Linked DNA regions of Homo sapiens: region 2 is linked to region 1. Evidence: chromatin loops called from intact Hi-C (ENCODE). Cell type or tissue: endothelial cell of umbilical vein. All regions are shown on one strand. Each heading gives the region's core, and the rest is flanking DNA. Links, peaks and the distances in the headings are about the cores only.

Evidence for each region. Hi-C counts contacts between places; a loop is a spot of excess contacts. Peaks named below come from ENCODE experiments on the same cell type or tissue, not always from the same donor. Only the 100,000 strongest peaks of a DNase experiment are listed, where the experiment ranks them.
Region 2: a loop joins it to region 1, with 6 times the contacts of the local background. A loop is called at or near these places in 3 of 110 quality-filtered maps.

Annotation. Positions count from the first base shown.
Region 1 is chr15:97,494,454-97,511,158 of GRCh38, forward strand. All of the region lies in intron 2 of LINC02254 (long intergenic non-protein coding RNA 2254), which reads right to left. Among named protein-coding and RNA genes, the nearest start is that of LINC02254, 19 kb to the right of the region's middle. In endothelial cell of umbilical vein, for the core only: no CTCF peak of the experiment used is centred there; DNase peaks (open chromatin) are centred at 7,828 and 9,708; H3K27ac peaks cover 3,359 bases.
Region 2 is chr15:97,559,905-97,576,609 of GRCh38, forward strand. LOC105371007 (a long non-coding RNA gene) reads left to right here. Exons shown (of 7, transcript XR_001751696.2): 4 at 843-1,004; 5 at 1,837-1,928; 6 at 2,020-2,093; 7 at 5,563-5,719. LOC101927310 (a long non-coding RNA gene) reads right to left here and starts at 794. Exons shown (of 4, transcript NR_110756.1): 1 at 155-794. In endothelial cell of umbilical vein, for the core only: no CTCF peak of the experiment used is centred there; a DNase peak (open chromatin) is centred at 7,257; H3K27ac peaks cover 1,425 bases.

The sequences.
Region 1 (16,705 bases), core at 5,788-13,787:
ATGGGATAGCATTGCCTACTGGAACTCTATTAAAAGTTGGTTTTTACCAAGGTGGAGGGCAGAATCATTTCACAGCGCCCAGAGTCCAAAATGTATTATACCAGTGTTTAGTGTCATCAAAAGCCTAAAAAGAAGTGAAGCTTCTTATTATAAAATATTTTTACTCCTTGAGAAATTTATTTTACACACCAATAAAAATGTATACCATGTTAATTAAAAATACTAATTTCTATATTAATAAACGTCTTTTATTTCAATATCTTTTGGGGAATAAATCGAGTGAAATTTGGAAATTTCTTCTGTACGAATTACATGTAAGAATTTGTCATCTAATTACTGCATCAAAGTGACTGATTTGTGATTGTCAGATCATTGCCTTTACCTTCTTTTTAGCTTAGAAAAGATGCTTATGTTCAGAGACTTGGTTTAGGAATATTTCAAATATTTTACTTTATAGTGTAGGGATTTGCCAAGGTTTATTTTAGGTCCTTACTTTCTCTCAAGCCTTTAAAGATGACTCCTTTCCATTCGAGAGGTCTCGTCTGAATTGTCCAGCACTATTAACATACTATAATAAGAGGCTTTGACTTCATTGGGTTACAAGAGAACACGATGTATTCCAAAAGGAGCCTTCAGAAGATAGTGATACAGAGGGATACAGGATATACAGGTTATCTTCTGACCCACTTGCCTTTCCATTGATGTTCAGATACTTGGCTTTATGCCTTGGTGCTTTGACACACAAGCATCCAATTATTTTCAATTTAGATGTAGTTGTCAGCACCTTTGCTTTTCAACTCTGATCATGGGTTTCCTAAGTTTCAAAAGGAAAGTAATGTTGAAAAGAATAAGGAGAGGTTTGCAGATGTCCCTTCTTCTTCCACAAATTATAGTAGCATAAATTCTGACCACAAGGTTGAGGGGAAAGAAAGTTCACCATAGAAGCATAGCAAAGGTGCTATAGGTTCATAGAGAATGAGACAGACAATGATGTCATCCTCAGTTCCTTCCTCTCCCTGATTTTACACACCTCTCTACCATCCAACCTTGAGGCTTCATCTGAGAAACAGATTTCTAATTTCTTTTTTACTCACCAATGCCTCAGTCTTAGTCTAGAAACTTCAATAGTAAAAATGCTTAATTTTGGTGGTCAGTCCAGTGAGTGGGCACAAGATAGCCAATATTGGTTTGTGTTAGTCATTCATGTCTAGCATCTGTCTATTGCCTGGCTGAATGAAATGATAGGTTCAGTTTTGCAGGGTACGGTATGAAAAAGTATTTATTTCAAGTTATCATACTTAAGTTTATTCAAGGAATAGTTCAGATTTTATTGAAACCTGTGCTTTAATGGTCCAATTAGCAAAAATTGTAATATTTTCACACGAGTGAATTGAATACCACGGTGTTGCATCTTATGAGTCTTCCCCAAGGAGTCCTGGAAAGTTCAAGTATGCTGTAGGGAGAGATTTAGTAGTCCTCTACAGAATTGTGTTACCATCTCAAAAATGCTCTTTGATTTAGAACTGGCAGTTCAAGTGTGACTATAAATTGTAGAGTAAATCATGATGGGGAAGGGGAATAAATATTATACCTGAGGGTTTGCAAGACACTCTCTAGACAGTAGAAAGCTTTAAATCAGCTAGTCTTGCTTATTTTCTCTTCTCTATAGAACGTTAGCAAAAATCATGAAGTTATGATGGAGCATAGCTAAATGACTTGATGGCAATATCCACATGGCTATGTAGGAGAACTATTTGTTGTATTTATATGAAGTCTTGGATAAGAATTAGAATCTATCACTCCTTCACCAAAAAAAAAAAAATCAATTTAAATGAGTTCAAAGTAAGTAAGATTATTTTAGATAGGCTATTTTCCCAAGCTGTTGAATTGCTAAAAATGCAAATTAATATTTTCCAGTCATTAACACTGGAAGGATGTATTGTGAAAACAAGGTGTTTTAGGTTAAGTTAGAAAGCAGAGGAGGCTGATTACTCCCCTGTGATCATCCCCTATTATGATGCCAGCATCCGCTGTTATGATGCCATAACAGATATTTGTTGCTGCTTCCTGTTGAAAAGCAGGTAACTACAACTAGATTGAACTTGGCAAGTGGAAGCCCACATAGATAAACCTATGCAAAATCACTGTTCTTCTACCCTAGTCACAAGTCCATCAGACAAGGACAGCAGTGGCTGGGGGAAGGACCTGACTGACATATACAGAAGAGACCATCTATTTAAGACAAGCTCCTCTGAAGTGGATGACTTTTCATCATAATTCAAATGGAACATAAGTATCTTTACATATTGTGCCCTGAAGAAGAAACACTTCCTAGGCTTCATTGTTACCTATTTTCCAATCATTTCCTTTTAACGCCCTGACCACACAGCCAGACCTTTAGCTACTTGAAATGAATCAGTGTAGATCTGTATCTCTGGTCACTTCTCTTTGCAGAGAAAAATAAACAAAGAGGTGTACTGCTCAATGTCGCCCACTGCTAAAATATTCCTTTACCACTGCCCTTCAGCACCTCCCCTGAGTAAGGTTACAGTGCTGCAGTTGTCATTGTTTTTGGCTGGTTCCAGCATTTTACGCAGACTCTCTGTAATGAGATCTGAATATTGTTCATACTTACTCACCAGAAACCCCCCATAATGTCATAAGAGAGGTAGAGAGAGAAGGGAATATAGCAGGAGTGGAAGCTTCAGGACATACCAATGTTGAATCCTATATATATCACTTCTGTTTAATGATGGAGTACTGCTGTGCATGGCCAATTTTATGACTGTGTGGATCAGAAAATATGCAGTTTTAAATCAGTAGCCTAGGTCACCTGGCTTGGTAATACTGTCATTCATAGTCAAGTGTTTTATCTCTGCTAGGACCTAGTAATAAACAGGAGCTGTTCCTCAAAAGAAGAGTAAATACACACAGAAGATGGCAAAGTTTTGTTTCAAAATTCTGATGATTTATGTTGCATAGTGAATTGAGGGCGTTCACCTACAAAAGCTGTCAATGGCTCTGTACGACATCCCTTCTGCCAGTGACCCTTCAAAGCACCAATAGAACTGCTTTGTCATATGGGCCAAAATCCCAGAACATTTCACCTGGCAACCTGAACTTGTTAGAGGATTATCTGTTACCCTGGGCCCCACTCAAACTGGTAGTCTTATGGATTACTTGGTAAATGGGTTGGATTAACATGCCCAAATTTGGTATATGTTGCCTCCAAAATCCAAAGAAACTCATTTTTTTTTCCATTGTGCTAAGAGGACCCAAATGCAGCAATTTTCCCTTACCTTGGAAGATATATGTTTATATGCTGAGACCATTAGATTCCTAGAAATTTCACCAAGGAATTAGGACTAAATTTTTGTGGGATGTATTTTCCATGCTCTAGCACACTTGTGCCTTCCTAAGATTTCCAGTATAATTACAACTTTCTGCTTACAAGGTCCAGTCAACATAATGTTATCAATGTAGTGGGCTAATATGGGGTCTTATGTAATACAGATATGATTGAGGTCCTGTGGATTGGATCAGGGGTTAGAAAACTATAAACCATAAACCAAACCTGGCCTGTGACTTGTTTTTATAAGGCTTATGAGTTAAAAATGGTTTTTACATTTTGAAGGGTTTTTTAAAACACAAATAATAATATGGAACAGAGACTATATGGGGACTGCAAGTGTAAAATATTTACTAGCTAGTTCTCTAGTTGCTGGATAATATTACAGAGGGCTAGGTAATTAAAATAAGACGGTGTATAAGTGCATTGTTGTTCCTTCCAGATGGAAGCAAACTGCTTCTAGTAGTCTTCATTAACAGATACAGAGGGAAAAAACACATTTTACAAATCAGTAACCACATACTAGGTACAAGAAGATACATTGATTTGCTCCAGTAAATCAAGAATAACTGCAATTTAAATTATCATTAGATTAAGTCTATGATAATTTCCTAGCTTCTCTAAAATCCATATTTTGTATGCATGGTCAAATAGGCAAATCGAAAGGGAATACAATAGCAATTCACCTCTACATTCTTCAAGTGCTTCATAGCAGTACTGAATCTCTGGAATTCCTCTATAAATAAAATAATAAAATAAAAGCAATATTGCTCTTGGATTACTGTTTTGGTAGGTAGAAGCTGTACTATGGGCTTCCGTAATAGTCCTTACTAGAAAGCTCACTGAAATAATATAAAGATTTGGTGAGTTATTAAATATGCCTGTTTATGTTATTCATTTTGGAACTGAGCAAATAACAAAAGGCCAAGTTGAAGGACCCACTTGGCCTGAATCAAAATTCTGTTAATTAATTGCCTGGTCTCTATAAATCCCTAATATGATGGGTGGACAACAGCAATATCTGAGAACTCCAGAAAGAATTTATGACAGAGCCAGTACCCAGTAATCCATGAAAAGTCTGAATAAGTCCCCTTTCCCAAAGCATAGTTACCCTATTTAAGGGCTAGACGTCCCTTATGGGAATACAAGGAAGAATATTATATAAATTGCTGGCAGACTTGCAGGTTTATCTCTCATGAGGATTGGACTTTGTATCCACTTAAAGGATGCTAGCTGAGGAACCAAGACTTTCAAAATGTGGTGATTTGAGTGAAACTTCTGTTAACAAACCTAAAACTTTGCTGATTACACAAATATGGAAGGTTTTTGAAGACTCCTCATTTATTTCAGTTTTAAAGACACTGCAGTCAATTGGCCTAACAGAAAGATCTCTGAAGGTCAAACCATTCTGATTACTACTCTTGCTCTGTTGCCTATTTAGAATCACCACTTGAACTGTCTCTGGTAGTTGTCTTCCCTTGGCCCCTGTCTCCCGAGCAACCCATCTTCAAGGGTCCAGTTCTATAGCAGCATTTCCCGCTCATAATCTTGACCTAAACAGAACAGCCACCACAGAACTCTTGAAGACAATGCTTCTCTTAGCAGTGTCTCTCTCAACGCACTGAGAAATTTGTAGAGGCAGTGTTCTCTGAACTTTCCAGGGTAGCATAGCAATCTAGCTAGAGTTAAGCGAGGAACGATTACATAGAGTACACAAAGACACCCCTATCATCCTAAGCCTTGAGGAGCCTTCTCTTCAGTATGTAAAGGAGGCTCAGGATTCTTACCTACCTACTAGTAGCCTAATAGTGTTGGCTACTATTTAGTTCAGCCTCTAGTCAAGCAATTGCACAATTGAATAGAGTCGGTCCCACCTCTTGCTCTACTGCATTGAATCCAAACTCTCTACTTATTACATCTCTGTTAGTAAATATTCTCCTGGCCAAGTGAGATGGCTCATATCTGTAATCCCAACACTTCGAGAGGCTGAGGAAGGAGGATCACTTGAGCCTAGGAGCTTGAGACCAGTCTGGGCAACACGGTAAGACCCTGTCTCTAAAAAAAAAAAAAAAAAAAAAAAAAAAAAATTAAAGAAAATTTAGCTGGACATGGTGGTCCTCAACTACTCAGGGTGCTGAGGGAGGAGGATCTCATAAGCCCAGGAATTCAAGGCTGCAGTGAGCTATGATAGCACCACTGCACTCCAGACTGGACAACAGAGTGAGACCCTGTCTCAAATTAAAATAAAATAAAATACAATTTTTTTCTGATTCAATATTATATCCCTTCTAACTTGATCCAACACTTTTATGGGCCAATATCATAACTTGTCTACAGGTTTCTGTTAATCTAAATTGGCAACAACTTACAAGTCTGTTGGTGCATGTACTTATACCTCTAGGTCCTCAGGGACTGGATTATGGTTTCAGGTCCAAAAGCAATGAGAGACAGTGGGTAAATCCTGAAGATCATCAGTACCCTGAAGACGGTGACCTAAGTAAAGGTTATTACAGGTTATTCAGGAAAAATCGTCACCTCCTTGGATGGAGACAATATGGCTGCTTCTACTGGCAAAGGAGGCTTGCCAGAATTTAAAGTGTAATGTCTTCAGCTTCACTGGAATTTCCCCACATGTTTCCATCCTAAATTTATAGGTTCTCCCTCTTCCCAATGAATGCCCCAGCTTTAAGTTGAGATTCTTAAAAGTTGTGAATTTAATTTGCATTGTTATTTAGCCACCATCAGGATTAGCTTTGAGGTTTGTTTTTCAGAAATCTTACCATTGTGGCTACGGGGATAAGAGTTTATGTTAGGGCAGCCAGAAAAGCTTCTTAGCCCTTGATCTAGAAAAGAAGCTGAGAATTAAAGCCTGAACTTTTCATTTTCTTTATTCAAGTTATCCTGTGCAACCAAGACCAAGAGACATTATATTCTCTATCATCATTAAAACATTATTTGTTATTAGTTACTTGCCCAAAGCTTTGCCTTCAAAGAACACTTGCCTCCAGCTGACTATAGATGATAATCTAAAGAATGTTTTGCCAATGCATGCCAGGGACTACCAGTGTCCTGTTTATCAGTGACATCAGGTCTTCAATGCTCCTACGTCTAGTCAGATCAGAGAACCAACTCCAACTTTAAGGTTCTTCTTGGAACAATTACTGCATTAGTCATGGTCCCCTCAAGATAGTAGAGCCACTATGAGTTTTAGGAGAATAAGAGATGTGTTATAGAAACTAGACCTTACACAAATGCAGACATAGAAAAATGAAGCTCTAGAAGGGATAGTCAAAGACCAGAGAGTCACTAACAAATTTTCCTGAATTGCTGGCATGAATGAAAGATTAAAGCTTAAAGAGAAATATGAGACTTCAAGCATGTCTAGTATCCAACTGGAACCATGAAGAGGGAGTTCACAAAAGGGTTACATAGAAGTTGTGGTCTCTGTGTAGCTACTGCCTCTGCAGGCTTATGGTAAAACATCTACTGGTGGGCCTATGGTTGCAGTTGGGCCACAAAGCCAGTAGTCAAGAAGATGAGTTGGATATGAAGTGGAGGAGAGAGAGGAAAGCTGGATTCATACCCAGTGGGTGACTTTTCTCTCTTCATCTCCAGGTTGATTGAGACAACCATCTGAGAACAACAGCCACCACTTGACTTCTGCTTCTGCAGCTCAGCAAGTTCCTCTTTGATCCCTATTGTGCTAGCTCAGAACCACACAGGGGAAGTGACACTGGGATGTGCAGAGCAGATCTCAGCCACAGGTCTGCAAATTTCTAGTTGTATGTCCTTACGCAGGGCATTTCATCTTTTTAGCCCTTTCTGCTTCTGTACAATAGGAACAGTATGATGGTTCTGTTCCATGATGTGTAAAAAATAAGATGATGTTTTAATGCAAACTTATTTAAGCATATAAAGGAAAATATTTTTCTTCTACATTAATTGCCTTGTATTAACTACTATACCATGCAAGACCCACCCAGACTACCTAATTCCTAGACGATATTTTATAATAATAGATTGTATGGTATTTAGAGAACCAGCAAAGAAAATAGATAGATAGCCTTTGAAGCTAGATCTGGGTATGAATGTTGACTCAGAAACTTACTAGTCATATATCCTTGAGCAAGTTGCTACACCTCTCTGATCCTCTGCTTTTTAAAGGGAGGATAATGGAAATTGGATAACAACACCTGCTCTTTAGAACTATTCTAGGGATTAGAAATAATATACTGGCCATTTACCCATAGTTACCACTTAATAAATGTTTGTCATTATTTCCATTATTATCATTCAGACTGCAAAATACCCAGTGCAAGAATTAAACTCACTCCTACAACAGTTACCTGAGCACTTAGAAAATAAATTAAAGTTGTCCATGTGTGTCCATAGACAGGCACTGTCCTCAGAGGATTTATGGCTTATTCACCTAGCTTTGTTTTGTTTTAATTTCCAGGGCCTGGTACAGGACGTGACTCATACTAGGCCCTCAGTAACAATCAGGACTCTGGGAACTTTGGCATGTACACATAAGCTGCCATTTTCCCCGCTCTAAAGTAAACCCATCAGAGATCTTGAAAAATCTGCATTTTTCTCTTTAGAATTCTCATGTAAGATGTGAAAGATCTGATCTACAAGACTTAGAAATGGACAAAGAATTGCACACATGCACACACAAAAATCAGTGCTGGGTAGCCTGGCTCTGCAAATGGCAAAGAAGAGTGCTCACTTGTCAGTAATCATTGTTTTACATACCTTAATTCTGGAAAGGGCACTATCCCCCTGAAAGTATGCACAGGTTAGAAGACCATTCCTTTACAAAAAACCAAACACCGCATGTTCTCACTCATAGAGATGGGAATTGAACAATGAGAACACATGGACACAGGAAGGGGAACATCACACTTTGGGGACCGTTGTGGGGTGGAGGGAGCGGGGAGGGATAGCATTGCTAAATGACGAGTTAATGGGTGCAGCACACCAACATGGCACATGTATACATATGTAACAAACCTGCACATTGTGCACATGTACCCTAAAACTTAAAGTATAATAATAATAAAATTAAAAAAAAGAAGACCATTCCTTTAACTAACCAGTATCAAGTCAATTAGCTGTTAATTCATGAACATATGATTGAGCATGTCCGTGGATCACCTGGATTATGGAATGAGAGTAAAAAAGAGATCTTTGGGATCAAGGCTATGAAATTGATTCTCCTTTTAATCACAATGAGTTCCTGGGAAACATATCACAAATATTGAAAGGCATAGAAATTATTATTCTTTACTTGTTCTTGTAAAGTTTACAAGAAATGTTTTTCAAAAGCATAGTATATTCCCTCCTAAGTATCATTCAGTCTAGTAATGCATTTTACCCAATATACCTCTGAGAGTACAAAGGGTTGTGATAAGGTTGTGCTTATAGGCTATGGCAGGCCATTGATTGGATTTCTACTTAAAGTTTTTCTTTTTAAGATTCTATCTAAAGTTGAAGACTTTTATAAAGATTAGCCTTGTAAATGTTGCTGTATATTTTCTGTGATGGTATTGTTAAAGATACTATTGATTATATTATATTTCTATTTACTTAGAGACAAAATCCAAAATATGAATTTTGAAATTCTTATATCTGGATATAAATACTGACATGAATAGCAATTATATTTTCTTCCTATAGAGTGTTCTGTTAATGAAGCACTTTCCAATTTACCTACATCAGTACATTTAATTTTTCAGTAACATTTTAACAACAGTTGTATTATCTGTATTTTAGCTAACACTATGACCAGAAAGAATAAATTTCCGAAGAAAATTTAATTTACTAAAATTCCAATTAGTAAGTAGAAGAGGCAAATGACCATCCACATGGTCTGATCTCAAGGATATTTATGGGCCATCCTAGTGTTCCACTTTTAAAACCAGTGTAGTCATCGCTCAAAACAAAATCTTTGTCTTCCTTAACATTTAAGTCAGAAACCAAACTGAAACATGAAAAATGTAGATGTGAGTTGGAAGTTGGCCCTTGTTCATTCTGTTATCGTTCTCCCGGTGCTGTTAGCCTCCATTGCTCTGAGTAGGGTGCTGGAAAATAATATAAAAGTTTGTGTCTCCAACAGGCAGAAGTGCATTCTCTTTTACTTGTTCAATTAAATGATTTGACCTAGAGGCAACAAACAGGTTAAGTTTTTGGCTTTCAAAATTGGCCATGATTTTTCTTTCTATTAGGAATATTATGAGCTGCTGAAATTCCATGTAATGGATGTAAAAGTCAACAAAAAACAAAAAAAGTCCTTAACTAGCAAAGACTCTGTTTCCTGCCAAAGCAAACACTATCCCTAAAGCATCATTGAAAGGCGTTCTTATCAGAAACAGGCCAGACATATATAAAATCTAATTACGGAAGAAATATATTCTAGAGAAAAGAAATTGTGACACTGGTGAGTCATAGCCTCATGATATAGATGGGAAATGACAGTGACTCATAGCTGTTGGTATCCCGTGCTTCAAACTGGTTTTAGCTTGACTGGCCCCCACATTTGAAACATCTGCACATGACTAGAAGTCTCAATCTGCTTAAATTTCAATACGTCAGAAAACTAAATCCACCTCTACTTTGTCTTCCACCTCTATGGTTAGTTCTTCATAGTGTTCAGAAAGTTCATTTAAAAATAAAGCTAAATTTAGGTCATTCATCTGCTTACAATCTAGGAACACATCCCAAAGTCTTCCACATCCAAACATACTCTACCCTATGGGGTCCTGCCTTCTCTGACTTCACATATTATTCTCCCTACAGCACACTGCATTCTAGCTCATGGCCTTCTCTCTGGTCGGAAATAAACCAAGCTTGTTTCTATCCCATGGACTGTGTGCTGAATCCTTCCTCTGACAGGAATGCTCTCCCGCCTTCTTCCACCCCCTTTTTTTTTCTTCTTGTATTTCATTCTCAGGTTAATGTCACCTTGCCAGGGAAAACTTCTCTCATCACTCTATCCAATGTCTCCATTTTCAGAATATATACTGAATTCAAATACTTCTTCTTCTCTCTACTGTCATTTAGCAACAAACTTCTTATCATTTCTTGCTTGGATTATTGCAATAATTTCAAAACTGGATTGCCTTCTTTCAGTCTTGCCCTGCTTCCACAGTTTATAAGTATAACGTCACTGTGATCCTTTTAAAACATCACCGTCTAATTCATGTCATTTTTCCTCTTGATATATTCCAAGTGTACCCCCTGTCACATAGAACAAACATCAAAATTCTTATATTATTCTCCAGGGGCCCGGGTGGCCTGACCCATGACTCTGACATCATCTCCTACCTACATCTCTTGCCTCTGCTCAATACCCTGAAACTAGATTCCTGGCTATTTTTCTCTTTTTTTTTTTTTACATTTTTTAAATTATACTTTAAGTTCTAGGGTACATGTGCACAACGTGCAGGTTTGTTACATATGTATACATGTGCCATGTTGGTGTGCTGCACCCATTAACTCGCCATTTACATTAGGTATATCTCCTAATGCTATCCCTCCTCCCTCCCAACTAACTTCTGCCTCAGGTATTTTGCATTCTTCCCTCGAATAGCTTCACTACCCATTCTCTCACTTTCCCCCAGTCTCTGCCCAAGAAAAAGCTTAGTGAGGGCTTCCTTGATCACCCTCTAAAACACTAATAATCACTCCAGTCCCTATGTCAACACTGCGAATCTCTCTTACTATGCTTGGCTTTTTAACTTTGCACTGATCACTATCTGCCGTATTCTACATTTAGCAACTTATTTAATTACTATTTATTGTCTATCTTTCTGCAGCTAGAATATAAGCTCTATGAGGGCAAGGACTTTGAAGTTTTTGGTGCACTGTTCTCCCCCTGGTTTCTAGAACTGTGTCTAGTACTCCATAGGCACTCAAATATTTGTTGAGTGAATATTGTATGATGGAGTCTTTTTCTCTTTACTAATCTAATCCTCCTCTAGTCATTCATTGCAACAACAAAACTTCCAGCTGAAAATATTCAAAATCTCGTGATAGTCTCTCCTCCTGTAATTGCCTTGAAGTCTTCTTAGCACCCAAGACCTTAGATTCCCTTCCCTTTACCACAACGTCATTGCAAACATTTCCTTAGTATTATTTCTGACTTATAATTCTAGGCCAGCTGGCCTTTACTACTAACTCATTCTGTTGCTATTACATGATTTTATGGACACCCATCAATCCATCTTCTTGTGTACTGTTCGAGTATATTTCTAACCATGTGACTCCTTGGCTTGAGAACCTTAAATTACTCACTACTGAAGGCACTGCTTCTTAAATATTTTATAGTAAAGTAGTAGCTTCTCCCCCAATTTACCTCAGATTGATATTTGTGTAAAACATAATTAAAAATAAATGAAAAATGGGAGCTACAAATGGAGTTCAAGTTTATTGTTAGATTTGGCAGATATAAAATTATACTTTAATTACTATACTCAGGATAAAATAATGGAAAACAAAAGAATTTGAATGGCTTTAGTCACTGAAAATATAAGTACAGACAATATACAGAGAAAATCTTTATTGTACTCATAATTTTCTGTTGTTCTGTAATCAAAAATTAAAAAAAAACTAAAGAAAATAGCTAATCCCCATATTGAATGCTTATAAGTATATTTTGAACCAATACTCATATATGTCCATGTGTAAATCATAATTGTGAAAAATTTGCTTGCTTTTGCTTGTTAACTCATGTAATCTATATTGAATTGTGGCAGCCCTACCTGTGGTTGATAATGTATACCTGAATTGTTTCCAAGTTTTTTTTCTAACAATACTCAAAGGAGAGAAAGCAATCTTACAGTATGTTATGAGACTAGAAGAGGAGATTTTAAAGCAAGCTCAGAAAATTCTTTTATTTTCTTTTATTCATACTGAAGCAAATAATGGTATATTATAAAATTTTATTTTTAATTCTTCATTGGTAGCAAGTTCCAATCTTCTAATGTCCTACATAAATCTGAGTTTTGATTGAAAAGATGAAGCTTGTATCCCTAAATTTCCTATGTGTCATTCAACTTTTGATAGAAAGTAAAAATTTTAAACTGTCCACCAACTTGTAGTTTGTACTATTATGACCTTTTATAAATGTGCAAGATCAAGACCATCAACTTTTTATTAAAAATCATTGTTAAATTATGAAATATGTTAAAACAATCTGTAGAAACTCTGTTCTTACAAGGTTCTAATATTTGCTTTTGCCCTTCAATTTTACCTTCTATTTGCGTGGGAACATTACTATTAATTTAAAATACCAAAGATATGACAGAAACAAGCAGGTCTGGTTGTCCAATTAGCATCTTTTAAAAAGTTGGGTCCAAACTGGTGACTTCTCTTACAGAAACACTAATAATTAATCTTCCAGTTTAGACTTTTGAAACAAAGATTTTTCTCTTCAAAATCTGTACCTCAGCAAAAAAATCATTGTTCATGATCAGTTTCCATATTATCCCATAAAATGAAAACACTTTGAAATGCAATACACTAGGCTTTGTGTAATTCACAATTTTTACCAAGTTACTAAGTCACTGTTTAGTTCAGCTGACATCGTTTTTCATATCAAAACATTCTCAGTGAAGGAAGCAGTTTATTGATTTATTTTCTGGTTCAAGTACCTTAATCTAGGTAACACCTTAATAATGTTTTCCACCTGGGCGTGGTGGCTCATGCCTGTAATCCCAGCACTTTGGGAGGCCAAGGAGGGTGGATCACTTGAGGTCAGAGTTCGAGACGAGCCTGGCCAACATGATGAAACCACATTTCTACTAAAAATATAAAACTTAGCTGTGCGTGGTGGCGCATGCCTATAGTGCCAGCTACTAGAGAGGCTGAGGCACGAGAATCGTTTGAACCCAGTGGGTGGAGGCTGGAGTGAGCCGAGATGGTGCCATTGCACTTCAGCCTGGGCAACAGAGCGAGACCCTGCCTCAAAAAATAAAAAATAATATTTACCTTGCATTGCAGCTGTGCCATCAAATGAATATACTCATATACAAAATAGGCATGTAACCACATTTACTGATATGAATCATGAGCTTGGACATTGAGGCAATATGAACTTACTGTAAAACTTTATGAATAATTATTTTCATTGGCTACTACTTATTTAATCAGAGACTGTTGACCTGGAGTCCAGTTTGCACACACTTGGAGCAGCACTGTTCTCGGCACTATTCACAATAGCAAAGACTTGGAACAAACCCAAATGTCCAACAATGATAGACCGGATTAAGATAATGTGGCACATATACACCATGGAATACTATGAGGCCATAAAAAACGATGAGTTCATGTCCTTTGTAGGGACATGGATGAAGCTGGAAACCATCATTCTCAGCAAACTATGGCAAGGACAAAAAACCAAACACCTCATGTTCTCACTTATAGGTGGGAATTGAACAATGAGAACACATGGACACAGGAAGGGGAACATCACAAACTGGGGCCTGTTGTGGGGTAGGGGGATGGGGGAGGGATAGCATCAGGAGATATACCTAATGCTAAATGACGAGTTAATGGGTGCAGCACACCAACATGGCACATGTATACATACATAACTAACCTGCACGTTGTGCACATGTACCCTAAAACTTAAAGTATAATAATAAAAAATTTAAAAAAGGCCAATTTTGGACCTTCTCTTTTTTCTCACCCAAATACCTTTTCTCCCTCCCTATTCACTCTTTAGTACCTTGCTTCGTGTTTCACCAGGAAAACTGAAACGACAGAAGATAATTTCCGTCTTCCACTATGACATGCACCATTTATCAGTGTCAGCCTCCGTGCTCTCACACTTGGCTTGTTACTCTCACCCAAGACAATCCCTGCACTAGCACTCTAGATACCATCCCCTCTTGCCTACTCAAGAACGTCCCCCCAGCAATTCTCCCCTCTGTCCTACTCCAAATTTTTGCTCTCTATTGGATTTTTTCACATCATATAGAATCTGTTATTTCTCTCATTTGAAAGATCACACACACACAAACATACGCTTATGTCCTTGTCTTCACTTCTTCCTCCAATATTGGCTTCATTTATTTGCTTCTCTTCACAGTAAAAGTGCTTAGAAGAGTTGTCTATATGCATCGCCTTCCATCAATCTCTTGCTACTCTCTTTGAAGACTCTCCAACCAGGCTTTTCACTGCACATCTCCAGAAGAACTGCTCTCACCAAGTTCACCAATGACCGTCATACTGCTAGATTCAGTAGACATTTCTCAGACTTCATCTACTTGGAGGCCCAATTTGCATTATTATTTTTTTGATATGCTTTTCTGTTCATTCTCACTCCCTTGGTTGTCTCGTTCTGGTTCAATGTTTTAATACTCCCTTGTATGTCGATGACTTGTGTTGTTACACCTTGTGTTGTTATCCCTACCCTACTTGCCGCCCCACTATAATGTCTAACTATAATGTCTAACACCCAGACCTGGTATCAGAGTATTGCAACACCATTCATCCTATTGCTCAGGTCAAAAGTTTCCTTTAGATCTTTTTTCTCATATTCCACATCCAATTCCTCAGCAAGTTCTGGGTGTTTTGTGTATAAAGATATCCAGAAAGTATATGTGGATGTACATTCTCACCACTTCTGCCTCAACCATGATGATTCTCACCACATCGACCTCTCACCACATTCTCACCACATTCATCGACCTCAACCATGATGACTGCTCACTTGGGTTACCACAACAACATCCTAAGGTACAACCTCCATGTTTGTACCTTTGCTCTCCTCTGCAGCCCATTATCAATATACATTCAAAATGATTCTTTAAAAATACAAACCAGTTCATATTACTCCTCTTTCCAAAACCCTCAAATATCCCCTTATTTCACTCAGAGTAAAATTCTTGGACCTTAAAATAGATCTCTGCACTGTCTCTTACCTCCCTGACCATGTATTTTCCTTCTCCTCCCCTCAGGTCTCAAGCCCTTGCAGCCTCACCAACCACATACCAGCCATGTCCTCTCTTTGGATAATTTTCTGTTTCCTCCTCCTGAAATGCTTCTCCTTCAAATTGTTGTTGTTGTGTTAATTCTTTTGCTTTCTTCAAGTCTTACCTCAAATATTATCTTCTTAACAAAGCTATTTCGACCAACTGATTAAATATTGCAACTTCTCCTTCCTTCCCAGGCATCCTACTCACAGTTACTATATAAATGTGTATATTTATTATATTTATTATTTATTGTTTGTCTTCACCCAAATAGAATGTAAACTCCCCCAGGGCAAGGATTCTTTCTCTTTTCATTCTGTGACAAATTTCAAGTGCCTAAAATAGGGTCTGTTACATAGTAGAACTCCATGAATATCAGTCGGATTAATAAAGGAACTAATGATGGAGAAGTTATTTCCTTACATGAAACTTATACTTGAAAGGGTCCACGAATTCTCAGAAAAATAATTGAAAGGACCAACAAATTCTTAGAAAAATAAATAGGACAAGACCACACCTAAGATATTAATTGTGAGATTTAAGAACACAAGGGATAATGAGAAAAACATAATTTACCTATGGTTAATTGGATGCCATGGAGAATGGAAAGCTTATCAACCTTGGCAATGTTAAAGTAAAAATAAGAGCATAGATTCTCAGAGGTGAAGGGGCATGGCAAGGGAAAGGTATGAGTTACAAATTAGGGAGTCAAGAAGATAGTAAATAGGGAAAATATAACAGGTAATGAATAAATAAATAAGGCCCAAATACAGCCTATCAATAAATAGTCACTAAAAATATAATTTAAATATATAGCCATGACCTCTGAAAGAACTAACATGGTAAATGACAAGAAAAAGGGCTGCCTTTTGGGGACAGCATCAGGGATGAACCAGCGCTGCCTCATTTTAGACATAGGGACTGATAGGAGCTTTTAAGAGCTGTTGTGCATTTGAACTACCCCTTTAATAGCAGCCGTTATATGAAAGGGGCCTTTGGCACTGCTAGAACCAAAAGAAATGTGAAACTCCTTGACTTGCAAGACTTTCTCTACAATATAATTTAATCACATACCTTAACATACATTTTGTAAATTAGGTTTAACACTATATAATAATTCTTTGAATTACAGGCATTATTCCCTCTTGAGTACATACATCAGTCATTAGCCTCTTCTTTAGCCCCTCTAGAATTATGGGGTGTTAACTATCATCCAAGACATATATTTTACCTCACAGGACTAGGCTCCATTACTGGAATCACCTAGGTGCTTGATAAATGTGTTCCACAAATTAATTTTTTTAATGTTCCATGTTTTTTTTTTTCAAAATTCTCAAAAATTTTCTCTAATTCCTCTATAAAAAAATACACACATGAA
Region 2 (16,705 bases), core at 4,179-12,178, 64 kb after region 1:
AGGCTGAGTCAGAAGAATCGCTTGAACCTGGGGGTTGGAGGTTGCAGTGAGCCGAGATCATGCCACTGCACTTCAGCCTGGGCGATGGAGCGAGACTTGGTTTCAAAAAGTCAAATGGCACTGGGGACATAAGACTGAGCCCTGGGGGACCAACCTTCTTGTTATCTCAGACTGTTCCTGAAGTTTTGCTCCTTATTTTCGTGTGACCACAAATTCTTTTTGTTCATTCAGTCTTAAGTTACCTTCTCCTGGTAAACTCATGACCCCTCACCCACTGGAGTTTGTTCTAACTTCCTATCTATGACCAACTTCAAAGTGTCGACCATGTGGAGATTTCCTTCTTGACTTCCATTATTCCAGCCACTTGCATGGGGCCAGCAATAGTCTCTCCTTGGTGTTAGCCAGCAGGACTCTGTCAGGCTCAACTAAATTCCGAGTGTCCCACATAAAATAAAAATTTCTGGCATGTCTTTGATCTTCTACCATATTCCCTGTTTTCGGTAATCAAATGTGTTTAACAATTTGCTTAACCACATGATAAATCGAAAAACATTGTTGCCCTGTTAATATTACGTTAATGCAAATAATAACTCAAAAGGCAAAAATCTGTGGTGTTCAAAATTTCTTCTGTAAAATTTCCGTACAGCGATACTTTTAAAACTTGACAAAGAAATCTGGCTCTCCTTTTTGCTTGCCCCAGCCTTCCTTTCTTCTTCCCTCTTGTCCCCATTTTTAAGGGCCCATTGTGCTCCAAGCACTGTGGTCTGATTAAGGATATGTTCAGCTTGATAAGTACAGAACGTTATTGTCAAGGTTCTGTTCTTTGAATTTTTATGACGCAGAACTTAGAGACCAAGAAAGTCAAAGAAGAAAGGGACTGAAGAATGTCAAGGAAATGACCTAGCACTACAAGCCATAAAGTAATGACAGTTTCAAGGGGAAGAATAGAGAGAAAGAGGAATCATGTGGAGAGGAAGAAGGTGGGGAGTTAAGGAGAGAATTTGGTAAGTAATGACCTGAGAAAAGACGTGCTAGAGTAACTCTGGGATCAAAGAAAGATGAACAGCCAGAAAAAGGAGATTTTTTTTTAATGTTTCTAAGTACTTCATATTCTGATGCCCTGTGAGTAAAATAAGGAGTTTCTTTTTAATTAGGCTGTTCCGTTAAACTTTGTCTTTTGCACATGCCGTAGCTCTGAGACTGACTATATAGATTTATGAATGCAGAGAAAATATAACTAAAACAAAACATCTGGCCAGTCTACGACATAATGCCTGTTATATTTTATAATTCTGTCTGAATAAATATATTTAGAACAAATAATATGACTTATCTTCATTAATTTCTTGAAATAGTTTGAGGACCTAAACTTTTAGCATTTTTAATACTTATAAATTTTGTTTGTCCCATAGTATGTAAGTATGTACAACAAGTTTTCTGAGTTTCATTCTCTCCACTTTGGGCCTGTTGCATGTGGGGGTGTGTATGTGTGTGTGTGTGTGTGTGTGTGTGTGTGTGACTGTGGTCTCAGAATCAAGAACTAGCTTGAGTATTTAACCAACTCAACATGCAAGGTTATATGGTCTCAATTTTACTCATGATAAACTTATGACAAAGTACTTTGTTTTGGCTCATAATAAATATGTGTGTTTCAGCTCCCTTCTTAAGAGACAATGGTGTTAAAATTTAAATTTCACCCCCTCAGTATCATTTTGCCTAAGGCTTCTTTGAAAAAAATAAAAGCAAAAATATCTGGCTTCACCTCAGCCATCTTCTCTGCCTCTGCCCACCCCCAACCCCAGCCTTTTTATTCTCAATTCTCACTTCCCTTTTCAGGTTATAGCCAACAGGAATAGATCTGACAACTGAAATTCTTATGGGTAAAGGCATTGTGGACAAATACAAACTCACACACAATGGGTTCCAAAGTAAGTACGCCTGCAATCCAGGTGGGAAGGATTTCTATGGCCATGCTACTTTTGCTGTCTCTGCTTGACAAACACTCGTTGTTCATTTCAGATAATTTATTTCTGCCCTGCATTAGAAGATGGGTGTCTGCTCAACCTAGATGAGGCTCAACAATATCTCAGAGGGTGAGCAAGGCTTTCTTCCCGGGGGCAGCTCCACACAGAAAACCGACAACCCACTTCCTGGGAAGAGGAGTGGAGAGCAGTTTCATGAAAACAAATGTGCTCTTCAAAGGTGCAAAGGTCTGGAAGAGAGAGAAAGTAGATGGGGAGGGGGGTGAAATTGAAAACAATGTATTTTTCCTTCATTGCCAATCATTTTGCACTGATGTTTCTCACTCACTGGATCAATGGCATTAATTGTTTCAGGAGGATTTCAGATGCCATCTAGGACAAAGAAGTCATTGCTCAGCTAGAATTTCAAACTAACTTTGTTTTTAAGTTCATGATATTAAAAGCCTAGCTTTGTTGAATTAATAAACGATTTCTAAATCCCAAGGAACATCTTTCAGCATATCCCTAGAGAAGCTCTGGGGACTGACTACAGAGGTTTACTGTAAGCCATTGAAACCTAAAGAACGTTGCAACAAACAGAATGAGAAAGCTTGCTGGGGCTGGGAGGAACTTGGAGTAATTTAGAGGCACAAGTCTAAGGCTAAGATGTTTTTCTGAGTCCTTTCAAAGAAGAGCAATCCCATGTTCAGATATGGTGACGAGGTAATTCACCTCCTATTTGGGGCTTAGGGCTCTTTGCAATAGAGTAGAAGTTGCAATGGGCAGATACAGGAAGAATCAGTCTGGGATAGTACATCTGGCTCCCCACTGCCTGTATTTATCTGGGGCATAGAGAATGATTTGATGTGGCTGGAACATAGGTGATGGATTAGGGTGAGCAGTAAAAGCCTGGAAAATTGCTTGCCATTCTCAAAAATTTGGCCACCCCCCTCTTCTCTTCTTCTGATAGTCTCTTCCCTTCTCACTGCTTTAAATGTCATCTGTTTGCAGGGGACACCCAAGTTTATATCTCCTAAGCACCTCCCAAGAGATCTGAAGTCATATATGTATATGTATATGTATGTGTATACGTATATGTATATGTATATATAAAATTGCCTACTTGACATCTCAACTGGGATATGTCATAGGCATCTCAACTGGGACATGTCATAGGCATCTCAAAGTTAATATGTCCAATATTTGAATTTTTATTCTTCTGTAGGACACTTTTCCGTCCCAGGCTTAGTCATATCCATAAAGGGTGCCAGTATCCCCAGCTGCTTAAGGCAAAATTCTTAGCGCCTTTCTTGGCTCCCTGCCTTCACTGTCTCCTCACATCCCACCCATCAGCAGTTCTTGACTTGGTCATTGCCACTCTAGTACAGGAAAAATTTAAGTAAGGAAATCCTAAACTACGACAGAGAGAGTAAAATGGAGTAACGAGGGCATGTCTTACGGCTTGATAACTGTACAGAGAGGACGAGGGAGAGACAAGAGTTGAAGGTATTAGTTGCATGGGCGGATACAAGGGTCGCCCAAATGAATACTATGGGAGAAGCCGATTCGGGCACATTGCATGTGAAGAATATGAGTGACCTACAGACACAGGCATTTATCAGGCAGTTATACAGCCATGCCTGCTACTAAAAGGGAAATGAGAGCTAAAAACACAGATCTTTATAGCTACTAGCTGCTTCAGTGATGCAAGTGAATTTCAACCTAGATTCTCAGATCTTTCATCACCTGGAAAAACTTGTAAAAGCACAGATTCCTTGGCCCACTCCATCATGGTTTATATTCAGCATGTCAGGTAAGGTGGCCAAGACCTGCATGGTTAGAAAGCCCCCTGAGGAAATCTGACGTGTGTCCAGTTTTGGAAACCAATGGATTGGGCCACACTGGGGAATGCTGTGTAAAGAGCAAATGGCAAAGATACTGGTCTTTGTAGAACCCAGCTTTAAGGATCGAGCTTGGAGAAAGAGGAGCTTGTAAAAAGAGACTCTAAAGGAATGATCCGACAGGTTGATGGGGCAGCCACAGAGAGAGATGTCAGAGAATGAGCCTCTTTATCCTCTTTTGTACCATGATTCATGACTACATTATCATTTTCCCAGTATTATTTTCTCAAAGCTAAAAATGTTCCTTTTCTATAGACTACTTCTCTGTAGACTATTTTTTTACGGTATCCTATTGAGTGAAAAAAGCATTTTATTAAAAGCAGTAATTTGTTACTGCTCTAAATGATCTTTTATAGTTTCTAAAACACAGTGTCTTCTTGATAAAGCAGGTCTGAGAGTGAAGTATTAAGCTACTGGAAGTCCTTGCCAATGAACAAAGACATAAAACATAATGTGACTAAGTCTGCTAATGCAAAATGGCTGGGTTGTATTTGCTAATTAGTTTGCTGCTGTTAGCACCTTTCACCTTTTTTTGTTTCTTTGGTAGGTTTCTTCTTGAAAAAAATTAGATTACTTGCAAAAATAATTTTTGAGATTCAAACCAAAGCCATAACTTTGTGTAGGCAGAATTTACACAATGGCGTTCTAAAATATCTTTCCCTTTTCTTCAGCAAGGTGATGCTCACTGAATGAACCATAGGTTAACTTCTCTGCAAAATCAGAGTGCACAGATGATGAGACATTTTATTTTTACTCTTTTGCACTTCCTCAGGCCATACCTGACCCTTTACAGCTAATGTGATCTGAAAGTGAGGAAATGAAGGTATTTGGATGTAAATGCTCAGCCACCTCCACACCTGGGTTTGCACACACCTGAGTGAGGATGCTGTCTTGTATCTCTGTCCTTCCTGTTAAAGACAACTGAGAAAGACCTTGGAGGACGACAAAATCCTCCAATATGTTGTCACTGAAAAGCTGTCGGAAATTTCACAGCTGACAGCGTTGCATCTAATTACTGAATTATTAAAAGGAAGGCATCTGCCTAAGAAGCAACCTCCTGTCACTCAAAAAGATAAATTCAAGTGAAAAGCAGAGGTACAATTAGGTCATCTCACTCACTTTTGCAGATAAATTTGAAATATTCAAACTCAAGAGGCAAGGAAACTTAATTGCGTCTGGTACCCTCTTTAAGAGTAACTTGAAATATTAAGGCAAGTGCATTTTCAGTCCTTGCATTAGTTGCTGGGAGCAACAGTCTGAGCCTTCTGCTAATTTATATTTTTGTTTCAGGCCCAAAGTGTCTCTTTGAACTTAGACTCATTTTTTTTAGTGACCCATTCTCACAAAAATTGTACCTATGAGATTTCAATAGAGGAAATAAGTAGGGGTCGTGGGGCACAGGGTAGGGGCCAAGGATGATTAGAAGGGCCACCGTATAAGACAGGCCATTTTGTTCATAAGCCCCCTTTTTTTGCGTGTAGCTTTGAAATCATCTCACAGAAATCCGCTAGCTTCTCTTGGCCTGTCCATAGAGAAAGTCAATAGCTTGCATTTGTTCTGTTTTTGTATTTGTGTCCTCAAAAAACCACATTTCTTTGTGATCATATTAAGAATACAGTAAGAAATCTAAATTATTGAGCTTTCAATGTTTGCTAGTCTCTATATGTAAAAGCTTATTTTTTTTCTGTTTTATCGCATAGTATCTCTACAAGTTAGACAACAATCATTCATTCCATTTCAGAGAAGGGAAAAATGAGTCACAGGTAAGTAACTTGCATGCTCAAAATAACATGGCTAGAAAGTGGATGAGCCAGAGAATAGCACTAGTGTTTAAACTATCTACGTGTCTTAATTAGTTATTTCTTTTCTTTTAAAGGATTTTATAAAAAGATGTAAAGAGAATGGTAATTGTGGCAGCCTTTTTCAACTTCGTGTTGCAATTGGATGTCTATATTTTCTTAACTGAAGGAGAACATCAACTTTTAGCATAATTTCCTTGCCAGTCTTTACTTGGCCCCTGAGCCTCCCTTTGCACAGCACATCCAACTTTGCCTGCATTACCTTTTCTCCATTTGTACCTCTACTAAGGCGGCAGATAAAAAAAAATAAAAAATAAAACAGGAATCCTTGCTTATTTGTACAACCCAGTTGGCATCTTTTTTCAGTTTCCACTCAATAAATATTTTTCAAACTAATGGAGTCCAACTCCTTCAACTGCAGAGTCCAACTCCTAATGATTGACTTTGTTTTGTGCTGCTTATGACAGGCTAAGGATATTTACCTGTATGACTACCAGACTACCCATGTCTCCAAGTCAGGCAGGATGACCCATTCTAGAGTATGTTTATGATGGAGACCTGGCTCTACGAAATGCATTCAGAAGCATGAAGTCTTCCAGGATGTTTAGTATTTGAAATTTGACCCTGAAGATAAGCTTCTCTAAAGAGACAAGAGGGACTCATTGGCTCAGATTAAGGTCATGTGATTCTTTCCATGCTACTGAATTATATTTTAAAAATTATAAATATTTATATATATATATACAAAAATATATATTATAAAATATGAATTAATAAATAAAAAAATAAGTAAATTTGTAAAGTGTCTAAATATTTATATTATATATATTATATATAATATATGTATTTCCCCTTCCTCACGATGGTATTTAACATTCTTCTCTGTTTAAACCGAACAACGAATCAACTTAGACTCCAGAACCATGATGACATAATGGGTTCCATACAGTGTGTGTAGCCAAAATCCCTAGGTCTAGCTCTCAGTTCTGCTGCATAGCATCTGTGTGAACTTGTGCCTCAGTTTCCCAGTCTATACAATAATAACATATTTAAAAGTGACATACTCACAATCCATAGAGCTGGAACTTAAACTCTGTGCCTCTGCTAGTTGCATTAAATGTTAATTTAATTTTTACCAGTTCATCTACTTAAGGATCTGAACTTGGTCTTATTTATCTTTTCATTCACAGAACCTAGTACAATGTCTAGCACATAGTACCTGCTCAGTAAATTTATGTTGCATGGATTTTTATTATTGTTAAAAGTTTGGCCTAACATGAGAAAATTGCCAAAATTTTAAAGAAATAATATCTTATGGCCCTGTAGGCAAGATATTTTCTAGCAGTAAACAATGATCAGAATTCAGCTATTGAAAAATTATATTTTCTTCCAATATAATGAAACAAAAGCTTATAATGGCATGCTGAGTATAGCATGAAAGCCAGAAGCCTACAAACATGTGAAAAATGTTAACATCACATTTTTAGGCTTATTAGAAACAGCCTAAATAATTACAGCAGTCAAATTACTGGTGGCTTTTGGCTCATGTCCAGGATGAAAGGTCATAACCCAACATACCAGAAGTTTTCCTGGCATGATTGACAGGAAGAGGAAATACACTGATACCTTTCACATGGGAATCACAGCTTGTTGCAAATAGAAGCAAAACACATATCTGGATTTTGTGGGAAAAGTTCATTGTGTTCTGATTCTAATTCTTTGTTCCCAAACTTGCTTAATTGTGATTTATTGGTATATGTGTGTGGGTGTGGATGTGGGGATGTGAAATGAAACAAATGCATACCACAGCAAAATAGAAATCATGCGCTGCTACTTAAAATTGTCATTGGATATATCCCTGTTTTCTCCTCATTGCAGTATCTATTGGATATTTTGGCCCTAGCCAGAAAGGAACCTATTTCTCACATGAATTTCTTTTTCAACTCCTAGATGGGAAATTATGAATTTTGGAGTTTCCAGACAATTGTCTACAATCCACCCACATGAATACAGAAAGTACTACCCCCAGGACTGACGTAACAGGGTAGTCAATCACAGCCTGTCCTAAGTCTATAATATGTGCATGGGTATTCCCATGCTGCAGCTCTAGCTCTGTGCTCTGGATCTGTTGGTATTCCAATGATTCAACACTTGGAGTAAGAGAAGGTTTTATCTTATGTTGGGGATTTTTATTTGGAGGCAGATGGTATACTTCTCAGCTTCAGTTCCATAATGTTTGAGAAGACGTAGGTATTCACAAGATTCTATAAGCTAATTTATCAGCAGGGTCCATTTTGGGTCCAGGTGTGGCTCGTATGACATTTGGATGCTATTTTATTATAAGGCAAGAGTTTTCAACCTCCACTGCACATTAGTCTCACCTGGGGAGCTATTAGCCACAACCATCCACACCTATTACACCTCTGAGCACTTGGGTGGGACCCCGACATCAGTGATTTATATAGCTCCCAGGTGATTCCAATCTGCGATCAACACTAAGAACCACTATTAGGTCATAATCCTCTCCATAGGCAGATGAAACTATATGTACATTATGCATTATTGAGGTTTTCTAAAGCAGTCACTAGCTCATAAAGACTAAGTTGTCTTTAGACTTTTTGAGGAACAAAAATTACATTGCTTGCTCTTAAAATATAAAGAGGTTCATTTTAACTTGGAACGAACAACCTGAATCAATTTCCATTTCGTGTCCTTGGAATATAGAAAAAACTCTGATCATATTCATGTCTATATTTTGAAATATTTTTATTTAATATATTCTCATGTTTCATGAGAGAAAACCCTTTGAAGAGCCCACCAGAGTATGAGATACTGGGTCTTTGAATTCATTTTTATTCAATAATAATTTTTAAGTTCTTTTAACTTTCCTAGCAATAAGAGCTCCCAAATAGTGTCCATGCTACTAAAGAATTCACGATCAGTAGGAAAACCAGTTGTGTGTGCAATTAACTATAATACTATGAGATAATTGCACTAAATGAACTGTTTATTAAGTACTAGGTCGTATGAGCAAGGGAAGATCAGGGAAATTTCCAGGGAGAAATCAACGTTTATGCTAGTGCATGAAGGGTGCTTAGAGGGATCCCAGGTGGGCACCTGGGCAAGGACACGAGAAAGTTGCTAGATAGATGAAATTTACATTAGTTTTGGGATTGAAAAATATGCTGAAAGTGCCAGATCACTGAGAATTTTTACTAATAGCCCTGCTGTGAAAGACAAACTAACCTTCTCAGTGACTCAAAAGAAGTGGGGATGATCGCCATTCTAAGTGGTGTGAGATGGTATCTCATTGTGGTTTTGATTTGCATTTCTTGTGCACATGTACCCTAAAACTTAAAGTATAATAATAATAAAATAAAATTAAATTAAATTAAAATAAAAAATAAAAAAAAAGTGGGGATGAGACACTTATTTTTTAAAAATATTTTCAAGTTAAAATAGTGAAAATTAACAAAATTCAGAATGATTGCTGGTTATTTGTATTTCTATCTTTTCCTCATTTTATGAAATACAGCAAGAGCTTTTTTCTACTCATGATATAGTTATTATAGTTATATTTTCTTGAATTAATGTATTACACAGGGCTAGTAGTCCCACATGGCATGTGCTAATAAGGTAGTCATTAAATCACAAAGACTAAGTGAAAACAATTGCTTTCATAACCTTATATTTAATTGCATGCACAGGTGTTTTTGTTTTGTAGAAGAAATTTTAAGTAAAAAGTATGATTAATTCTCATGCCATCCCAGAATGCCAGATGAAGAGAATTTTTGCCCAATTTAGAGAGAATAGAGCACACAGTTGTTAAGGTCACGGTGACAGAAAGAAAGTGTTTCTGACCTGCAACAGTTTACTTTTCTCCAAATTGCCAAATGACTTCACAGTGGGTTTCAGGGTGGCCACCGACCCGGAGTGTTCCTCTGTATTTATTGTAAACCTGGTACTGTGGACCCACTCCATATTATCTGTGCTATTTTGTCACAGAAAACCTTATCTTTCTCAGCTGTTACTGGAAGGACTCCTGGAATTATTCAGGAGTGTTTACTTGGAGCCCAGAAGTGGAATTCAGATTATCTACCAAATCCAAGTAATCTACAATGAGTTCTTCAAGATAGAAATTAGGCACTGCATACAAAGGAAAGAAACGTCTTGATGAGTGGAATAAACACTGAACTAGAAACCAGGAATTGAGGTCCCACTACTTACAAGCTAGATAACCTTGGGGAAGTCGCTCACCATGACTGGAACAACTGAACCTCACATTCTTTTTTTTTTTTTTTCTTGTTTTATACTTTAAGTTCTAGGGTACATGTGCACAACATGCAGGTTTGTAACAGGTATACATGTGCCACGTTGGTTTGCTGCACCCATCAACCCATCATTTACATTAGGTATTTCTCCTAATGCTATCCCTCCCCCAGCCCCCAGCCCCGAACAAGACCCAGTGTGTGATATTCCCCACCCTGTGTCCATGTGTTCTCATTGTTCAACTCCCACCTATGAGTGAGAACATGCAGTGTTTGGTTTTTCTGTCCTTGTGATAGTTTGCTTAGAATGATGGTTTCGAGCTTCATCCATGTCCCCACAAAGGACATTAACTCATCCTTTTTTATGGCTGCATAGTATTCCATGGTGTATAAGTGCCACATTTTCTTAATCCAGTCTATCATTGATGGACATTTGGGTTGGTTCCAAGTCTCTGCTATTGTGAATAGTGCCACAATAAACATACGCATGCATGTGTCTTTATAGTAGCATGATTTATAATCCTTTGCGTATATACCCAGTAATGGGATCACTGAGTCAAATGGTATTTCTAGTTCTAGACCCTTGAGTAATCGCCACACTGTCTTCCACAATGGTTGAACTAATTTACAATCTCACCAACAGTGTAAAAACAGAGAGCATCTCCAGCATCTGTTGTTTTCTGACTTTTTAATGATTTCCATTCTAACTGGCATGAGATGATATCTCATTGTGGTTTTGATTTGCATTTCTCTGATGACCAGTGATGATGAGCATTTTTTCATATATATGTTGGCTGCATAAATGTCTTCTTTTGAGAAGTGTCTGTTCATATACTTTGCCTGCTTTTTGATGGGGTCGTTTGTTTTTTTCTTGTAAATTTTTTTAAGTTCTTTGTAGTTCTGGATATTAGCCCTTTGTCAGATGGGTAGATTGCAAAAATTTTCTCCCATTCTGTAGGTTGTTCACTCTGATGATAGTTCTTTTGCTGTGCAGAAGCTCTTTAGTTTAATTAGATCCCATTTGTCTATTTTGGCTTTTGTTGCCATTGCTTTTGGTGTTTTAGTCATGAAGTCTTTGCCCATCCACTGCCCATTTGCCCATACCACTGACTTTCTTCACAGAATTGGAAAAAACTACTTTTAAGTTCATAAGGAATCAAAAAAAAGCCCAAATAGCCAAGACAATCCTAAGCAAAAAGAACAAAGCTAGAGGCATCACACTACCTTACTTCAAACTATACTACAAGGCTACGGTAACCAAAACAGCATGGTACTGCTACCAAAACAGATGTATAGAGCAATGGAACAGAACAGAGGCCTCAGAAATAACACCGCACATCTACAACCATCTGATCTTTGACAAACCTGACAAAAACAAGCAATGGGGAAAGTATTCGCTATTTAATAAATGGTGCTGGGAAAACTGACTAGCCATATGTAGAAATTTGAAACTGGGTTCCTTCCTTACACTGTATAAAAAAATTAACTCAAGAACCTCACATTCTTTAACTGAATATGGAGAAAGTATGCTTGTCTTTTCATCCTCACAGTGTTGGGAAAACCAAATAAATGTGGGAGGATTTTACAGTATGTAATGTGGTTCACAAGGGAGAGCCACAGATATTGGGGTTGCTATTATTATTTGGCTTTTACAGTTTGTCAAAGCCATCTTTCTTTAAAGTAGAAATGTTAGAACCAGCAGAAAAATACAGGTAAACCAGCAGAAATTACTAGAGAGAAATGATTTAGAATTGTGGGTTTAGTCTCTCCAAATTATCTTTTACATAATGAGGTGATACTTTATGAATAATTTTGTATCTGGATTTTTCACTTACTAGTTATGAAAACAATCTATGTCTTTAAAATTTTCTATATGTATAATTTAAAAACCTTGTATTATTCAAGTTTGTAGATGCCTCATTTTTATAATTTTATTTTTATGCATAAAACTTTGCCTGGATTTCAAATGTTCTAATCATAAATTCCCAATAAGGACATGATTGAATCAAAATACAGAAACACCATCAATCAAAGCTTTTAATTTGTAATTCCAAGCTGATTTCTTAAAAGCTTTTTATAATTGTACCAACACCATCAATTTGTGAGTGTATCTGTTTCAGCACACCCTTATCAACATTGTATATCCCAATGTTTAGGAATAAATGTTGTTGTTTTGTTTTCCATTGTTTTTGGAAAGGGAGGCAGGCTTAAGGGTAGAGTAGAATTTCTCCATTTATAGAACCCTTATTATGACAATCATTCTCCACGTAATCAAAAGTTTTTTTTTCCTTTTCCTCTGCCAAATAAAAATGAACATTATATGAAGTTAAGAAACTTATAGTCATGCTGATAGATTTAAAATGAACGTTATGAACATACTTTTATTTTCTTCTGAAGCATATAGCAGAGATAATAATCACACAAGTGAAGCCGTTTGAATTTTCTAATCTAGGATTTTAGGAAACTAGATAAGGATTTCAGTGTGGCAGATACTTTGCTTATCCAGAATCCACATACCCCACGTTTTTCTTAAGAGCACTTTCATGATGCACTTTGGAAGTGCCCAATTTGCCCAGACCTAGTGGCTCGGGCATGATTGTCCTCAGCCAGTCAGTATAACTCCATTCTCTTTTAGCAGATGATGCTTATTTTTCTGTTTCTCTTAAATTAAGGAATCCATATGTCATCATTTCTGGCCAGTGACCTCTGAGTGGAAGTCTGAGAAGAAGTTTCTGGGAAGAAGAGTCCTGTTATGTCCTCACTCTGTTGTTTCCTGTGAAGGATACTGGTGGGCAGAAGGGAAGACTAGATTGAGGCATCCATCTTGACATCATGAGATAAAGACCATCAAAATTCCAGAAGTACCTAAACAAATGCTGGAAGCAATCAACCAATGATGAGACCACCTCCCGCCAAGGGTATGTCCAGCTCTTTAAGGTTTTAAGATACTAAGAGTCGATTCATAACATTAGTAAAAAAGATATAAACTAGATATATGAAATTTGCTAATAATAAACTGGATAGGAAAACACGCCAATAATACACAAATTTGAAAAAAGAAAAGGCAGTCACAATGAAAATAAAGCCATGAGCCGTCACCTGGAGAAGACAGTTGACCAGCCATAGCTATAAGCTAAGGTTCCCCCAGAATGGGTATTTGCCATAGACCAGGAAATATGCAGAAGTCAATCAATCACAGAAGTTGAGTATAGAATCAAGATTTACCAAATATTTGAGAGAGGTGATGCGCATGAAAGAGAAATAGAAAATCCAAAATTAAGAATAACTTATACCCAGGATAATAAAGGTAATAGAGCAAATATATATTAAAAAAATCTTAAAATAGGAGCTACAGGGGGTATTATGATTGTCATTAAAAAAATAAAAGAATATATGTGAGGAAACAAGTACCAGTAGTAGTGAAAAGAACAAAATAGAGATTTGGGGAGGAAAAGTTAGTCCTGTAATAATTGTCGTACATGTATAAATAAGCACATTACATGTACAGAATAGCAAATTAGATAAAATGAAGGGCAAATTGAAGAGCTAGAAGGTCAAATTGGGAGACATTTGTAGAACACAGCACAAAAAGTTAAAGAGAAATAAATGTGTAAAATGAGGTCTAAATATTTTAAAGAGAGATCCAAATTTTCAATGTCTATGTAAAACCGTTTGTATATTGAGTGACAAGAGAGTGGAAGAGAGGAAAAGATTGAAAAAAACAGTAGCAATAAATATCCCAGAAATGTTGCATAATAAATATATTCATAAACAAATAAATATCATCTGTCCTCAAGTTGAATGAGTACATGGTACTGAGTGGACAAAATTTAATCACAAGCTAACCAAAAACTCACATTGAGACAACAATAAAATCAAGTTTTATAAAACTAATACTGAAAGAAGTAATCTTAGATGCCAGAAGAAAAAGAAAGATTATCTAGAAGGAAAGGGAGGTCAGACTGACACCAGATTTCTCCTTAGCAGTATGGAGTAAAGAAACCCAGCAAAGTGACATCAAAATTCTGAGAAAGAGTATTTCAAACCTAGCATGCTATACTCAGTCAAACCAGCCAAACTATCATTGGAGATTGAAGGGGATAATAAAGTTTCTTTCCGACATAGAAACCTTACAATTTATAGAACTTCTCTGAAATAACCATAAGAGAATGTACTCAAAAATAAAAATGGAAGAGGGAATATACAAGAATTAGTTTAAACAAATAAATATCTAAAGCCCTATCAAGTTTTTATCACTTGTAAAATTTATTCCACAATAAACTAAGGGGTAAAATGCCTATGAAAGGAGTGAGGTGAGCACAGAAAAGAAAAGTTTGCTCAGATATAGGATATAAATATTGAGTAAATTCTGAACTGAATACTTCCCGAACCCATCATAATGAGAATATCTGGGGAGAATCCTGGAATATATTTTCAGGGAGGACTACACCTATTGACCAAATTAAATTGAACTGCAATAATTTAAATATAAAAAGGGAGATGGATTCATGAATTTTAGTAAAAAGTAGTAAAAATTGAAAGTAGTATATATGCGTGATAAGATATATACAAAAAAGAATAAAGATTTTTTTCAAACATCTATAATGCTACTATAAAATTTTTAAAAACCACCATTGATACTTGGGAGGTATTTTTTTCTGGAGTCTTTTCTTTGCATATTTTTATCTACCTGTGATCAGAATGTCTGAAAAATGCTATCAGACATTTCTACTTATTGTTACAATGTTACGTTGTATTTTTGTATCACCTATTTTTTAATATAGCAAAGTTTTGCCTTGTGAATGGGCATCATTTTCTGACTCCTCTTTTATCTCAATATTTCTCAGTTTAGTTGTCCATACTTCCTGTTTCTACACAGATTTCCTTTGGGGCAGAACATAATCCCATTGGGCTTGTTTCCACCACTTCATTTGAAATGCCTATCGCAGTTATCAATAGCCCTCTATGGCAAGTTTCAAGTTCTGAGCCCGTCTTACCAGATGGCCTCACAGCATTTGGTATATACACTAAAATCCAAATTTCCATCTCCACCATCACCCCCTAAGCTGAACTTGCATATATATTTCCCTTCTCAAAATCTCCAATCGGGCATCTGTTAATCCTATCACATATGAGGTATCTGAAACCAACCTCTTGATTTGCACTCCCCTATGAACCTTCCTTTAGTTTTACCTATTTCAGTAAATGGCAACCCCATCCACTCCATTGCTCAGGACAAAAGCATCATAGTTTTTTATTATTTCTTCCTCTTATACCCCTGTTCTGAATTAAACTGTTTCAGGTTGTCACGACAAGGACCCCATCCAAGTCCATGTTAATCCAAGTGGGCAGATCGCTTGAGCCCACGAGTTAGTTTGAGATGAACCTGAGCAACATGGCGAAACCCTGTCTCTACCAAAAAACACTAAAAATTAGCTGGGCTTGGTGGTGCCGCGCCTGTAGTCCCAGCTACTCAGGGGGCTCAGGTGGGAGGATTCCTTGAGCCCAGGGAGGGGGAGGTTGCAGTGAGCCCAGACCATGCCACTGCACTTCATCCTGAGTGACAGAGCGAGACCCTATCTCAAAAAAAAAAAAAAAAAAAAAAAAGAAAGAAAAAGAAAAAGAAAACAATAATAAAATGAAAATATAATTATGTTACCCCCAACTTCTGCTAAAAATACTTTAATGGCTTTTAATCTCCAAATCCAAAACCATCCCCTTGGCTGTACGCCGCTGTGACATATGATCTGGTTACTTCCCTCCTTCACTCCTGCCTTTGAGCCACACTTCTTGGCTTGCTGTCCCTTGAGCACACCAAGCAAGCTTCCCGTAGTCAAGTCACATACGCTTGCTATCCTCTGTGCCTGGAACACTCTTTCTCTAGATATTTTCCTTTCTGACTCCCTCACTCTCTTTGGTGTCTTGCCAAATGTCACCTCCTCAGAGTGTCCTTCCCTGACCTTTAGACCTGAAACTAACCACCAATCAGTACTCTTCATCCTTTTACGTTTATTTTTATTTTTAGTGTCTGTTACTCTTAAAATTATACATCGTTGTCTCTGTTTCTTCCCTCAAATATAAATGGTTATTTATATTACGAGTGAAGAAATGGAGGTTTTGAGGTGACAATAGAACTATTTGATGTGGGGATGAAACCCTAGATTTTGAAGTCAATAGATGCAGGGAAGAGAGAGAGACAGAGTTAGTTCAAGAGCATTTTTTTTTAAATGTTTGAAAGTGGAAGACAAAGAACTCTTTTAATTATAAATCACACCTTGGTCCAGTAAGGAATGAAAGGTTTGAATTCCAGCTGGTGTCAGGAATTGACCACAGCTTGCTGATACTGTTTTAAATGACTCCAAGTGTGATTTAAAGGCACCAAAGAAGCCAGGGCAGGGTGGAGGTCACCCTTTCGATGCTATCGGTGATTAAGGTAATTTGGGAGCTGAGTCAAGGAAGGTGTGGTTTGCTGACCCACAAATCCAAAGGGAAAAGGTAAAACCTTTGAAAATGGGTCAGGGTAAGTATTCCTTTGTCCAATTTGGGGAAAAGGCAAAGTAGACCCAGCTGGACACAATTAAGTCTGCAAAAGGTCCAAAGGGCCATGAGCAAGAAAGAGCAACAGGTAAAAACTAACCTCTACGCCAACTCTGATACAAACCAGTGAGACCTACAAATGTGTTGTCAATTTGCATATTTCCAGGAGAGGAGAAGGCAGCCATCCGCACAATGTTAACTGAGGTATATGTTGAGAAGATCACCTGAAATGAAATATG